Regions from separate parts of the Homo sapiens genome. Here region 2 is linked to region 1. A link is a contact called in ENCODE POLR2A ChIA-PET data. All regions are on one chromosome and are shown on one strand. The core of a region is the stretch at or near the end of the contact, and the rest is flanking DNA. Distances in the headings are between cores, read along the strand shown. Region 1 overlaps LOC107985465 (a long non-coding RNA gene). Region 2 overlaps ARID4B (AT-rich interaction domain 4B).

What was found. ChIA-PET counts read pairs that join two places held with the same protein, here RNA polymerase II (POLR2A).
Region 2: POLR2A ChIA-PET joins it to region 1 with 13 read pairs in H1. The contact joins two enhancer-like sites. POLR2A ChIA-PET finds 5 or more read pairs at or near these places in 2 of 52 experiments (H1 and OCI-LY7).

What each region holds. Positions count from the first base shown.
Region 1 is chr1:234,560,178-234,566,522 of GRCh38, reverse strand. It overlaps LOC107985465 (a long non-coding RNA gene), which reads left to right. Exons shown (of 3, transcript XR_001737831.2): 3 at 196-1,930. Among named protein-coding and RNA genes, the nearest start is that of LINC01354, 32 kb to the right of the region's middle. Within about 2 kb of position 3,967, at least 8 of the 41 ENCODE cell types and tissues checked have a DNase peak (open chromatin) inside an H3K27ac peak, as active enhancers do.
Region 2 is chr1:235,301,470-235,307,814 of GRCh38, reverse strand. All of the region lies in intron 2 of ARID4B (AT-rich interaction domain 4B), which reads left to right. Among named protein-coding and RNA genes, the nearest start is that of ARID4B, 24 kb to the left of the region's middle. Within about 2 kb of position 2,519, at least 5 of the 41 ENCODE cell types and tissues checked have a DNase peak (open chromatin) inside an H3K27ac peak, as active enhancers do.

The DNA of each region.
Region 1 (6,345 bases), core at 2,718-5,217:
ATAAAATAAAATAAAATAAACTCACTTATGCAAGCACAAGACTCTAATGGCTTATATAGTTGGAAATACTGGGTTGGTCAGAATTGAAGCAGTAACTAATAGAACCAGGGCCTCTGGACTAGAACTAGGAATTCTAAGTGACCATATCTCATCTCTATCTGTATTTTATGATTTTATGTTTCTCTTTATTTATAGAGCTCATTCTCCTCTACTGCAGAAAGGCTTTGCCCACACAACAGAAATATGGCTCCTGGCCTCTCCAGCTAAGCAACTCCAGTAGAAAAATTCCTTCTCGTGTTGTGTGTACATCAGTACAAAGGGAAGGATTCTGGCCATTCTCCACGTATGATTGGGACATCGGATGATTCTGGAGAGGGTTCCTGTAAGCCACAGCCCCAAAACAAACCCATGGAATAGGGGAAGGAAAGTTCTCCCTCAAAAAGGATGCTGAAGAGCAATAGTTTTTAAAAATATTCTTTACTACCATTAATCAAATAATAAGAGGCTTATGGGCAGAAATATCAGCAGGGGAAAATTAAGGCAGAGTAATTGTTAGGACCACAGAACCTGGAAACAGCTTTCCTGGGTGAATTCCAGCCTCACACTTAAGCTGTGGGACCAAATTACAAGATCTCTTTAAGCCTCACTTATTTCACCTATAAAAAGAGAGACCAATGTTCCCTATGTCAGTAAATTACCATGAGGATTAAATTTATATAAAATGCCAAGCACAAAGTAATGATTATAACGGTTGGCTATTAGCTGCTTCTATCACTATATTGCTGTTAGTATTAAGATCATACAACAGGTACATAGTAAATGCTGGAGTCTGAACTAAAGCAATGCCCCCTGATGCCTGACCTAAAGTACTTCCTACTACAGTGTGAATTAGAGCAGGTGAGCATTGGAGAGCAGCAGGTAAAACAGTAGTGGAGGTGAGTTAAGCAGGATTATGCTGCTGACATTTCTAGATCCTTGCCAGAGGCCAAGTGTCCAGTGACCTCTTCTTTATTTCTTACTTTATAGTTACTATTATCACCCATTTTATAGAATAGGAAACTGAGGCCTAGAATGATTAACTTGCCAGCAGGGGCACCCACCTAGGAGGCAGTGGAAGCTCTCCTTTAGGACCTTGCTGAGGCATTCGCAGAATAAGCAGGTTCCTTAGTGCTCTGGCTAGACAGGATTAACGCTTGTTTCTTTTGTCATTGCACTTGCCTAGTGGGCTGTCCAGCTCATGGTTGGCACTCAGTCTTTTCAAAGAACAAATGTCAACCATGACAATTGATGAGGAAGAAAGCAGAAAAATGTAGAACTCAGACTCCACCAAGATGTATGTTAGTTGGAAGTTATAGATAAGTTTCCCTCAAATATATAACTGTCACTATAGCCACTATTTTATGAATTAGATGCCTCACTTCCAGGCAAACTTGGAACTGATTTTTGTTGCAAGAATGAACTTAGATCTACCTAAGACTTCACCATTCTCATTTTTTACAATTCAGAAATTTCAAAATAATAAGCGTATGCTAGGTCATCTGTAGACCTGTTTCTCTTTGTTACTCAATCCCACAGTCTGACAGTCTGCTCTGAATTTCTGTAGGCTGTATCATTCTGTACCTGCAGGAGAGCGGTGACTCAGCCTGTGGAATAACTCCCTTTCCCTCATTATGACATGTCACCTTTATTTCATTGCTGTGGCATGTTTCTTGCCCTGTGGCTGAAAAACAAGGCAACCCAGTCAGGAAACCAAAGCAGATTCTCTACTTCTGAGTCAAAGCGTGAGGTCTGCCAATCTAGACCTGGAAGACATGCTCTTACACCTTGCCTAATCCTCCAAGGAAGTTGTTTTTCTCTTCTTCAACCCCATCCCTTCCCTCCCACCAAGCCCCTAAGAAGGCATAACCATGGAGCTATTTTTACCTGAAAAATAAATCCAGGGGACGAGATCTTTTAGGTTGCATTTATCAAAACAGTGAATGTTCAGATTGTTGGCTTATTTAAAAATTAAATATTTGTTTCTGCAAGGATTGATTTATCTGGTGTTGGTAGTACTGGGTTACACACTAGGATTCTATGAGTTACACACTAGGATTCTATGACTACATTGCAGCTGGATTGTCAGGCTGTCTGTGGTCATAGAGACAGCCTGGATAATGAATGAATAGAAATGTCAGGGCTTCGAGATTTTCGAGCCCCCTTTCCTTATCTGGAAATGGGGATTAAAAAATAACTCCTTTTTAGGTTTGTTGTAAATGAGAATATATGTAAAGTACATGTAAGAAGATATCTCTTATCTCTATCAAAGTAATCTTTCCTATTGACTTGCTGTGTAACCCTCACCACGATACTGGTTTCTGCCTTAATTGTCCCAAATGATAAAACAGAGATAATTGTATTTGCCTCTAAATCATGTTTTCAAAAACTTGAACTAATGAAAGTATAAATTAGTATAAATTTTCTGGAGGCAATTTAGTTTTATCTATCAAAAAATTATATATGCATGTATGTGTATATATCTCCTTTAATACAATTTTACTTTAGAAATTTGTTATAAGAAACTAATCAGGTATTATTCATAAGTATGTTAATCATGACATTGTTTATAATATGAACAATTACAACAACCTACAAATCCTACAATAGAAGATTGGTTAGGTAAATTATTATACATCATTATATAAAGGAATATCATTTATGTAGTCAGTAAAAATCATGTTGTAGAAGAATATTTATTTTTAGGGCAAATGTGTGTTTTGTAAACAGCAAACAGCCAAAAGGATACACTGGTATTTTTAATAAATAAGAAATGTACATACATACATAGAAAAAAAACACTGGAAGGCACACACTGAAACATTCATCATAATGCTCTTTGGTTGAAATCCAAGTGACTTTTGCTGTCTTCTTTTATGCTTTTCTGTGTTTTACAAGTTTTCTTTATTTCTCTAATTAGAAAAAAAGATCTTAAAATATGCTGTTAGGCAAATCTCCTTTTCAAATGAGCATTATAGTTTAATCCATTATCTCTACCTTTAAAATGCTTTGGAACTACTTAGACAAAACTTTGTAGGCTGGGCGTGGTGGCTCATGCCTGTAATCCCAGCACTTTGGGAGGCCGGGGCGGGCAGATCACAAGGTCAGGAGTTCAAGACCAGCCTGGCTAACATGGTGAAACACCGTCTCTACTAAAATCACAAAAATTAGCTGAGTGTGGTGGCGTGCACCTGTAATCCCAGCTGCTTGGGAAGCTGAGGCAGGAGAATTGCTTGAACCCCAGAGGCGGAGGTTGCAGTGAGCCAAGATTGTGTCATTGCACTCCAGCCTGGGCAACAAGAGCGAAACTCCATCTCAAAAAAAAAAAAAACAACTTTGTAAATGTAGGCATTGAAACAAAGCTGAGAGGAAACAGCTCAAAATGTTGACAATGCTACCTGCATGTCATGGTTCATAGGTGATTTCATGTTTGCATCTTATACTTTGTGTTTTCAAAGTGTCTACACTCTGCATGTATAACTTTTATACAACAGAAAAGTGCTAGTAAAATGTCTGTTGAATAATTATTATTTATAAAGAGCAATATTTTCTGAATGTCTTCTGTGAAAGCCACTTTATTCGGGCTTTTATCTTAGCTGAATTTAGTTTATCTTGCACTCAGTTTAACTGGCTCAAAGAAAGCCCCTGTTTCTCAGTTGCACACTGCCTATTTTGAACAAAACCGAATTTCTTTTTAAAATCTTTCATTCCTACTTAGGGTCATTTTAATTTGCAATACCGAGTTGTTCAAAGCTCAAGCCCCAAGATGCCTGAGGGAACACAGCGCTCAAGCACAGCCAGCCGAACCGGAGGAAGGCCTGAAAACCTTCCAGGCCTGTCTGGCCTCGTGGGATTGTCAGATGGATTCTAGATCAAAGGGGTTTCGGTAAATGCATTAACTCTAGGCTCCTGCTTTCCCCTAAGCCTGGGATCCACTGGATGCTTGCCCATTTGGGCTGAGACCTACGGTGGCTGTTTTTGGAGCAAGGGTGTCTCAAGGTCACATCGAAAGAACTGATTTTTGTGTCTGGTCAAACAACCAGAATGTGTTTACTAACATGAATGAGAATTCCAAGGTCAATTCTGGGTTTCTAGCAAAAGAAAAAAAAAACACTGATATTCAGGATAGGGATAAAGAGTAAACAAAGTGATAGGTCTAGTGCTGAAACTCCCTGTGTGGTAACTACTCTACAGATGCCTCTCTATGACCCCCTTCAATGCATACCCCACCCTCTCGCCAACAAACTGGATCTTATCCTGGACATACAATGGGCAAATAAATTTGGGACCAGATAATGTTTGCCCCCATCTTTTTTCTTTTATTAAAGGACAAGAGTTACTTTTAGTTTTTGAGGAATCTTTATACTATTTTCTTTTTTTTTTGAGACGGAGTCTCACTCTGTCGCCCAAACTGGAATACAGTGGTGCGATCTTGGCTCACCGCAGCCTCTTCCTTCTGGATTCAAGTGGGATTACAGGTGCACGCCACCACGCCTGGCTAATTTTTTTTGTATTTTTAGCAGAGACGAGGTTTCACCATGTTGACCAGGCTGGTCTTGAACTCTAGACCTCAAGCCATCAGCCTCCCTCGGCCTCCCAAAGTGCTGGGAGTACAGCTGTGAGCTACTGTGCCTGGCCTCAGAAGTTACTTTTATATTCGAAAAAGACTCTTACTGACAGATGTGAGCAATGATAATGTGTTCTTAGAATAAACACCACCACAGATTTTTTTTTTTTAATGAAAAGCAATAAAACTAACAAAGTATTTCAGCTGGTGGTACCACAGGGAACTCAGCTGTTCAGGCCAGAAATCTGGGAGTCACCCTGGCCTTCCCCCTCTCCTTCAACCCCATCTCCGATTCCAAATCATCGCTCAGTTTTCTCTAGACCATTCCCTTCTCCAGTTGCCTACTGGTCTCCTAGCCTGGTCCTCATGACAGCCTAGCTTGGCCCCCTGTATCTGCATGCAGGGCGACCTTTGCCCTTTTCCTAGAGTAGACCTCGTGGAATGCAGACCTAACTACTTCATTCCTGCTTGAATCCTTTCCTTACTTGGATAAAACCTGAGCTCCTGGACATGACATTTGGAGACCTCAGGGATGTAGCCTTCCCATATCTCTCTAGCCCCTCTACCACTCCTACTGCCCACCTCCAACCTCAGCAACGCCTGAACTTCCCATAGCTCCCTGTACCCCAGTGGGGCTGGGACCATAAGTGGCAGGGCCCAGTGCACAGTGAAATTGCAGTGCCTCTTGTTCAAAACACAGATTCAAAGCTAAAATTACCAAGAATTTCAAAATGGCAACCACAATGCGTTAAACCCCAAGCACAGGGCCTGTGTGGGTTCTCAGGCCATACACACATGGCCTTCAGGTGTCTTCACCTGTGCTCCCCTGCCCCTCCAGTGCTTTGCCTAGAATGTCCTGCGCAGTCTCAACTACTCTCCTCTTTCTCCGTCAGCTGTAAGAATCACTTGGCTCAGGGATTGGTGCCCAGAAGTCTCCCCAAGCTTCCCTTTCCATGACCTCAGGCCTGGAGCTGGGGTGGGGATTTCTGCTCAGTACTCCCTCTAGACCAGCAATTCCCAAAGGTTGATCCACCAACCATCTACCACATAAGCACCTGGGATGGTTGTTAAAAATGAATCTGACTGGGTGTGATGGCTTATACCTGTAATCCTAGCAGTTTGGGAAGCCGAACAGGGAGAATCATTTGAGGTCAGGAGTTCAAGACTAGCCTGGGAAACATAGCGAAACCCCATCTCTACAAAACACTAAAAAATTAGCCAGGCATGGCTGTGCATGCCTGTCGTCCCAGCTACTCGGGAGGCTGAGGAAAAGGATGGCTCGAACCCGGGAGGCTGAGGAAAAGGATGGCTCGAACCCAGGAGGTCGAGGTTACAGTGAGCTGAGATCACACCACTGCACTCCAGCCTGAGTGACAGAACAAGACCCTGTCTCTAAAATATACATAAATAAATGAGAACAAATCTGAATCTCAGGGGACAGGGCCTAGGCCTCTGCCCTTTAAAAGGTCATCCATAGAGCTCTTTGCAAGCTGAGATTTGAGAATGAGTGTGCATAGCACGCAGGCTCCTCATCAGGGTCTGTGCTCCATTCTTTTGCTTCCTTCATGTCTAGCGCCATGCTAGACAGGCAGGCAGGTGCTTGCTTGATGTCCACGCCTACCTGTGGGATGCAGCTAGCCTCTTCCAGCTTGAGGTCTGCCTTCAGAATCCCACCTGTACTTCTTGATGACAATCCTGAGTCCTTATGGGGAGTTAATGCATCTCTGCATGGCTGCAATGGC
Region 2 (6,345 bases), core at 1,270-3,769, 740 kb before region 1:
ATTAGAGGCTTTGTACAAAGCTTTGAAGAGTTAATATTTTAAAGTAGGAGAAAAATGAATCCTCTGGTTATATTGCCACAAGTAATTTTGCGTTGAAACACTGTGGCCCATATAGCCTGAAGAGACTTTGAAAGGTCATTTGAGCCCTTGAGTTCAGAACCTATCTCTTCTGCCAAGTGATGACACAGAATATGATCTAGCTCAGAAAAGTTTTACAATCTGGGTGGTTTGTCTCTCTTTTTCTCTCTCTCTTTTTCTTTGGCTGAAGAATCTTTAGAACAGTCAACCTTCTCTTAAATTGCAAGTTTCCTTTGGCCATTTGAAACATTTTCTTTTTTTCTTTTCTTTTTCCTTTTTCTTTTTTTGTAAAGAGACAGGGCCTAGCTCTGTCACTTAGACTGGAATTTAGCGGTGTGATCATAATTCACTGTAGCCGTGAACTCCTGGATTCAAGGGATCTTCCCATCTCAGTCTCTTGAGTAGCTGGGAATACAGGCTTGCGCCACCACATTCAGCTAAGTTTTTTATTTTTTTGTAGTGCTGTGGCCTCACTGTGTTTCCCAGGTTGGTCTTGAACTCCTGGCCTCAAGTGACCTTCCCTTGTTGGCCTCCCAAAGCACTGGGATTACAGACATCAGCCACTGCACCCAGCCAGACATTTTCTATTTACTTGTATGGACTTAATTCTGTCTATCCCATTCCCCCTTCCCCCATTATAATTTTTTTTCTCTGTAATTTGTAGGTACAAGTTCTTTCTCTCACTGAAAAGCTTTCCAATTGTAGTTTTTCTGCATTGATGGAGGTAGTGAAGGGGAGGTTCAGGTAATTTACAACTATTGTAAACAGTTTTTATTTGGCATGGTACAGTGTCTAATGCCTGTAATCCCAGCACTTTGGGAGGCTGAGGCGGGGAAAATTGCAAGTTTACTTTGAGTTTGAGACTAGCCCGGCCAACATCGCGAAACCCTGTCTCTACCAAAAATACAAAAAAATTAGCCGGGTGTGGTGGTGCACACCTGAAATCCCAGCTGTTCTGGAAGCTGAGGCGTGAGAATCGCTTGAATCCGGGAGGTGAAAGTTGTAGTGAGCTGAGGTCACACCACTGCACTCCAGCCTGGGCGACAGAGGGAGAGACTCTGTCTTAAAAAAAGAGATTTTATTTAAGGGATCATACAGAGCCCTAAAATTATATATTCACATTTGGAATGTTAAGCAGATGCTTTGACATGATATATTATAAATCTGTAATAATAAATAGTAGTTAATCCTCATATACTTTAGTAATTAGCACAGTCCAATTTTTTTTTTTTTTGAGATGGAGTCTCACTCTGTTGCCCAGGCTGGAGTGCAGTGGTATGATCTCGGCTCACTGCAGCCTCTGCCTTCCATGTTCAAGTGATTCTCCTGGCTCAGCCTCCCGAGTAACTGGGACTACAGGTGTGTGCCACCACGCCTGGCTAATTTTTTGTATTTTTAGTAGAGACGGGGTTTCACTGTCTTAGCCAGGATGGTCTCGATCTTCTGACCTTGTGATCTGCCTGTCTCAGCCTCCCAAAGTGAGCCACCGTGCCCAGCCAGCACAATCTTATTTTTTAGTAGGCATGTAATTTCTAAATTTGTCTTTATTGCTAAAGTAACATCCCATTTATCTCAAACTAACTGTCATCAGTCTTGTCTTGTTCTGAAATAGCATTAAAATATTTATCACACCAGCCTCTTTCCTGGTCATCATGTTCTTTATGCTGTAATTATTATTGTTTTTGTTATTATCATATGATAATTTTGCCACTGCTTATTCAGTGCTTAATATATGTCAGTCTTTTCTTACATTATATGTAGTTTTTTCTTATTTGAAGACAGAGTTTCTTGCTCTGTTGCCTGGGCAGGAATATAGTAGCGTGATCATGGCTGACTGTAACCTTGACCTCTTGGGCCCAGGTGATCCTCCCACCTTAGCCTCCTGAGTAGCTGGGAGTACAGGTGTCCACCACCATGCCTGGCGAATTTTTAACTTTTTTCATAGAGACAGGGTCTCACTATGTTGCCTAGGCTGATCTTGAACTCCCCGGTTCAAGTGATCCCCCTGCCTCTGCCTCCTAAAGTGCTGGGATTATAGGCGTGAGTCCCCGTGCCTGGCCCATTTAAAATTTTAATTCTCAAAATACCCTGAGAGGTACATAGATATATTCTTATTTTACAGATGAAAAACTCAAGGCCGAGAGAGATTATATAATTTACCTAACTAAGGTCATGCCACTAGTAAGTGGCATAGTGAGGATTTAAACCTAAACTACTTCAAACCAGAGCTCCTACTAATATTAATGCTGTTTCTGCCTCTTTAATATATATCTTTACTTGGATATCTAGTTTTCTTAGTACACAGAACATTTAGAAGTGCCAAATACTGTGTGAGTTGTTAGTTGTAAGTGTATGTGTGTTTTTATGTGTGTATCGAGAGGGAGGAGTTTTGAACAAATCCGGAAGTCAGAGGTCTGACGTGGGTCTCACTGGGCATTTCTTCTTCAGGCTCTAGGGGAGAATTGGTTTCCTTGCCTCTTTTCCAGCTTCTAGAGGCTGTATTTCCTCCTTTGCCTCTGGTCTCTCCTATTTTCAAAGCCAGCAGCCTGGTGTCTTCAAATCTGTCTCTGACACTATCTCTCCTGCCTCCCTCTTTCACTTATAAGTATCCTTGTGTTTATATTAAATAGGGCTCACCCAGATAATACAAGCTAATCTCCCCCTTTCAAGGTCAACTAATTAGCAACTCTGATTCCATGTCAGCTTTAAATTTCCCCTTGATAGATAACATTTTCACATGTTTTGGAGATTCGGATGTGGTCATTTTGTGGGGAGGGGGAGTGCATTCTGCCTACCAGAGTTTCCTTAGTGTGGCAAAATGATTTAGCTTCTTAGGCCTCGCTATAAAATGAGATTAGTATTTACTATTTACCACAAAGGAATTTTATGAAGATGGAAATTACGTACTAATACAGACAGGCCATGCATAGAATACACTTAATTAGCAGATGCTTTCTGCTTGATCTTATCTGCTAGGTATATGCTTGTGGTGATGGGTAGTCTCCAAGGTAACCACTGGGTTTGATAAACTCCAATTTGAGTGCCTGACTCTTCTAAAGGCAGATGTTTGTTTTAGAATTCAGCCTTTCCAGACCTTTGCATGATGAGGATGGTGATGATTTATAGCACAATGGTGGAAAAACAGATGAGTGCCCCTTAACTCTTAATTTGTTTTATGATTTGAATCTGTCTTAATCTCTAAGATACAGTTCACTTTTTAAGTAGGCAGCTTTTCTGTTTAACATGATTTTCTAAAGGATTGCTATAGAAGATAATGAAAAGGGACCTTGAGTAATTGCACTTTTAAATCACACAAGATTGTTTTGTATGTGCTCAGATGGTATTTTTTGAAGTTAATGTTGTCATTTCTTTTCTTTTTTTTTATTTTCGGGACAGGGTCTTCCTCTGTTGCCCAGGCTGGAGTGCTGTGGTGTGATCTTGGCTCACTGCAGCCTCCACCTCCTGGGCTCAAGTGATCCACCCACCTCAGCCTCCCAAGTAGCTGAGACTACAGGTGTATGCCACCACGCCTGGCAAGTTTTTTGTAGAGGCAGGGTTTCACCATGTTGCCACGCTGGTCTCAAACTCCTGGACTCAAGATATCTGTCCACCGCAGCCTTCCAAAGTGCTGTGATAATAGGCGTGAGCCACCGTGCCTGGCCTAGGCAATTTACTTCTTTGAGTTTTATTTTCAGTATATGAGAAATGTGGCTAATAACATTTACTTCATTGCTTGCTTTGTTATTAAATATGATGATGCATGTAAAATACTCATGTTTGGTTTATATGTGCCAAAAAAAAATACCTGTAATATATTGTAGAGTTAGGGATGAACCACTTTACTAAATGTCTCCAAATAACCAATTTCTAATAATTTAGAATATGTAGTATAGCTAGTGTGCATTGCATTATGATAAAAGAGTGCTTATTACCTGTGCACCTAATTTTTGGAAGTCAGATTCATATAGCTTTGGTTAATCTTTGTTCTTTTTACATTTTATTGTATTTTAGACAGGGTCTCGCTGTGTTCTGCAGGCTGCAGTGCAATGGCATGATCATAGCTCACTGCAGCCTTGAACCCCTGGGCTCAAGTGATCCTCCCACTTTAGTGTCCCAAGTATTAAATAGCTGGCATTACAGACATGTGCCACCATGCCTGGCTGTTTCTCGTTTTTTTTAGAGATGGGATCTCACTATGTTGCCAAGGCTGGTCTCGAACTTCTGGCCTCAAATGATCTTCTTGCCTTGGCCCCTCAAAGTGCTGGATTACAGGAGTGAGCTACTGTGTCCAGCCTAATCTTCGTTCTTGGAGTCAAGTTGTGTAGGCTTTGTTTTTTGCTTTGCTTTTTTTTTTTTCCCCCACCTCTAGTTTTTAATTTAAAAAAGGACTGGCTTTTAGAACCACTGGAAAATATTTGTTTTGGGGGCAGTGTCTTTAGATAACATAAAATTCAGGAATACAAATTTTGGGTGGAAGATAGTACAGCGTCATTGGTTAAGAATATAAACTCTCTGGCCGGGTGTGGTGGCTCAGGCCTGTAATCCTAGCACTCTGGGAGGCCGAGGCAGGCGGATCACAAGGTCAGGAGATTGAGACCATCGTGGCTAACACGGTGAAACCCTGTCTCTACTAAAAATACAAAAAATTAGCCGGGTGTGGTGGCGGGCGCCTGTAGTCCCAGCTAGTCGAGAGGCTGAGGCAGGAGAATGGCGTGAACCCGGGAGGCGGAGCTTGCATTGAGCCGATCGCGCCACTGCACTCCAGCCTAGGCGACAGAGCGAGACTCCGTCTCAAAAAAAAGAAAAAAAGAAGAATATAAACTCTCAAACTGAATTCTAATCCTGGCACTATTACTTACTGCCTTGTGATGTTAGGCAAGTAATGTAACCTTCTGTGATGCTTAAATTTTAATCTTGTCTGAAATGAGGACAATGATAAAATGTACCTCCTACTTTGGAAGGATTGAATGAGGTAATCCATGTAAAGCATTTAGCATGGCCTCTACTAAGTGACCCACAGCAGTTATTAGTAATGACAAATAAGAGAAAGGAGAAGCAGTGGGCAGGTGTTCAAGTGCTAACGTGTATTGTTTAGAGCAGTGTTATCAATAGGAGTATAATGCAAGCCATGTGTAATTTTAACTTTTATAATAGCTGTATTAAGTAAATAAAAAGAAACAGGTGTTGAAATTCATTATGATAATGTTTAATTTAACCCAGCATATCCAAAACATTGTTATTTCAACATGTAATGATATCAAAATTATTGAGATATTTTACATTTTTTAATACTATATCTTTGAAATCTGGTGTATATTTATACCTATGGCATGTCTCAATTTGGATACTAAATTCTTTCTGTCTTTCTGTCCCCACTCCTTTCCCTCCCCTCCCCTCCCCTCCTTTCCCCTCCTTCTCTTCCACTTCCCTTTCCCTTTTTCCTTCCTTCCTTCCTTCCTCCCCTCCCTCCCTTTACACTTCCCCCTCCCCATCTCTTTCCCCTTCCCCTTTCCCTTCCCCTTCCCTTCCTTTTCCTTGTTTCTTTGTTTTTTTTTGCTGTTTTTTTTTTTTTTTTTTTTTTTTCCGTTTTTTGAGACAGAGTCAGCCAGGCACAGTGGCTTATGCTTGTAATACCAGCACTTTGGGAAGCCGAGGTGGGTGGATCACTTGAGCCTAGGAGTTTGAGACCAGGTTGGGCAACATGGCGAAACCCCGTTTCCACTAAAAATATAAAAGAGTTAGTTGGCTGGGCGCGGTGGCCCATGCCTGTAATCCTAGCACTTTGGGAGGCCGAGGTGGGCGGATCACCTGAGGTCAGGAGTTTTGAAACCCCCTCTCTACTAAAAACACAAAAATTAGCTGGGTGTGGTAGCAGGCACCTGTAATCCCAGTTACTTGGGAGGCTGAGGCAGGAGAATCACTTGAACTTGGGAGGCAGAGGTTGCAGTGAGCTGAGATCAGGCCACTGCACTCCAGCCTGGGTGATAAGAGCGAGACTGCATCTCACAAAAAAAAAAGAATTAGTTAGGCAAGGTGGTGGGCACCTGTGGTCCCAGCTACTCCGGTAGCTGAGGTGGGAGGATTGCTTGAGCCTGGGAGGTGGAGGGAGGTTGCAGTGAGCTGAGATTGCACCACTGCACCCTAGCCTGGGCCAGGGCAAGGCCACCCTGTCTCAAAAGGAGAAAAAAAAAAAAAAAAAAAAGAAATAGGGTCTCACTCTCACCGGCTGGAGTACAGTGGTGTGATCACAGCTCACTGCAACCTTGA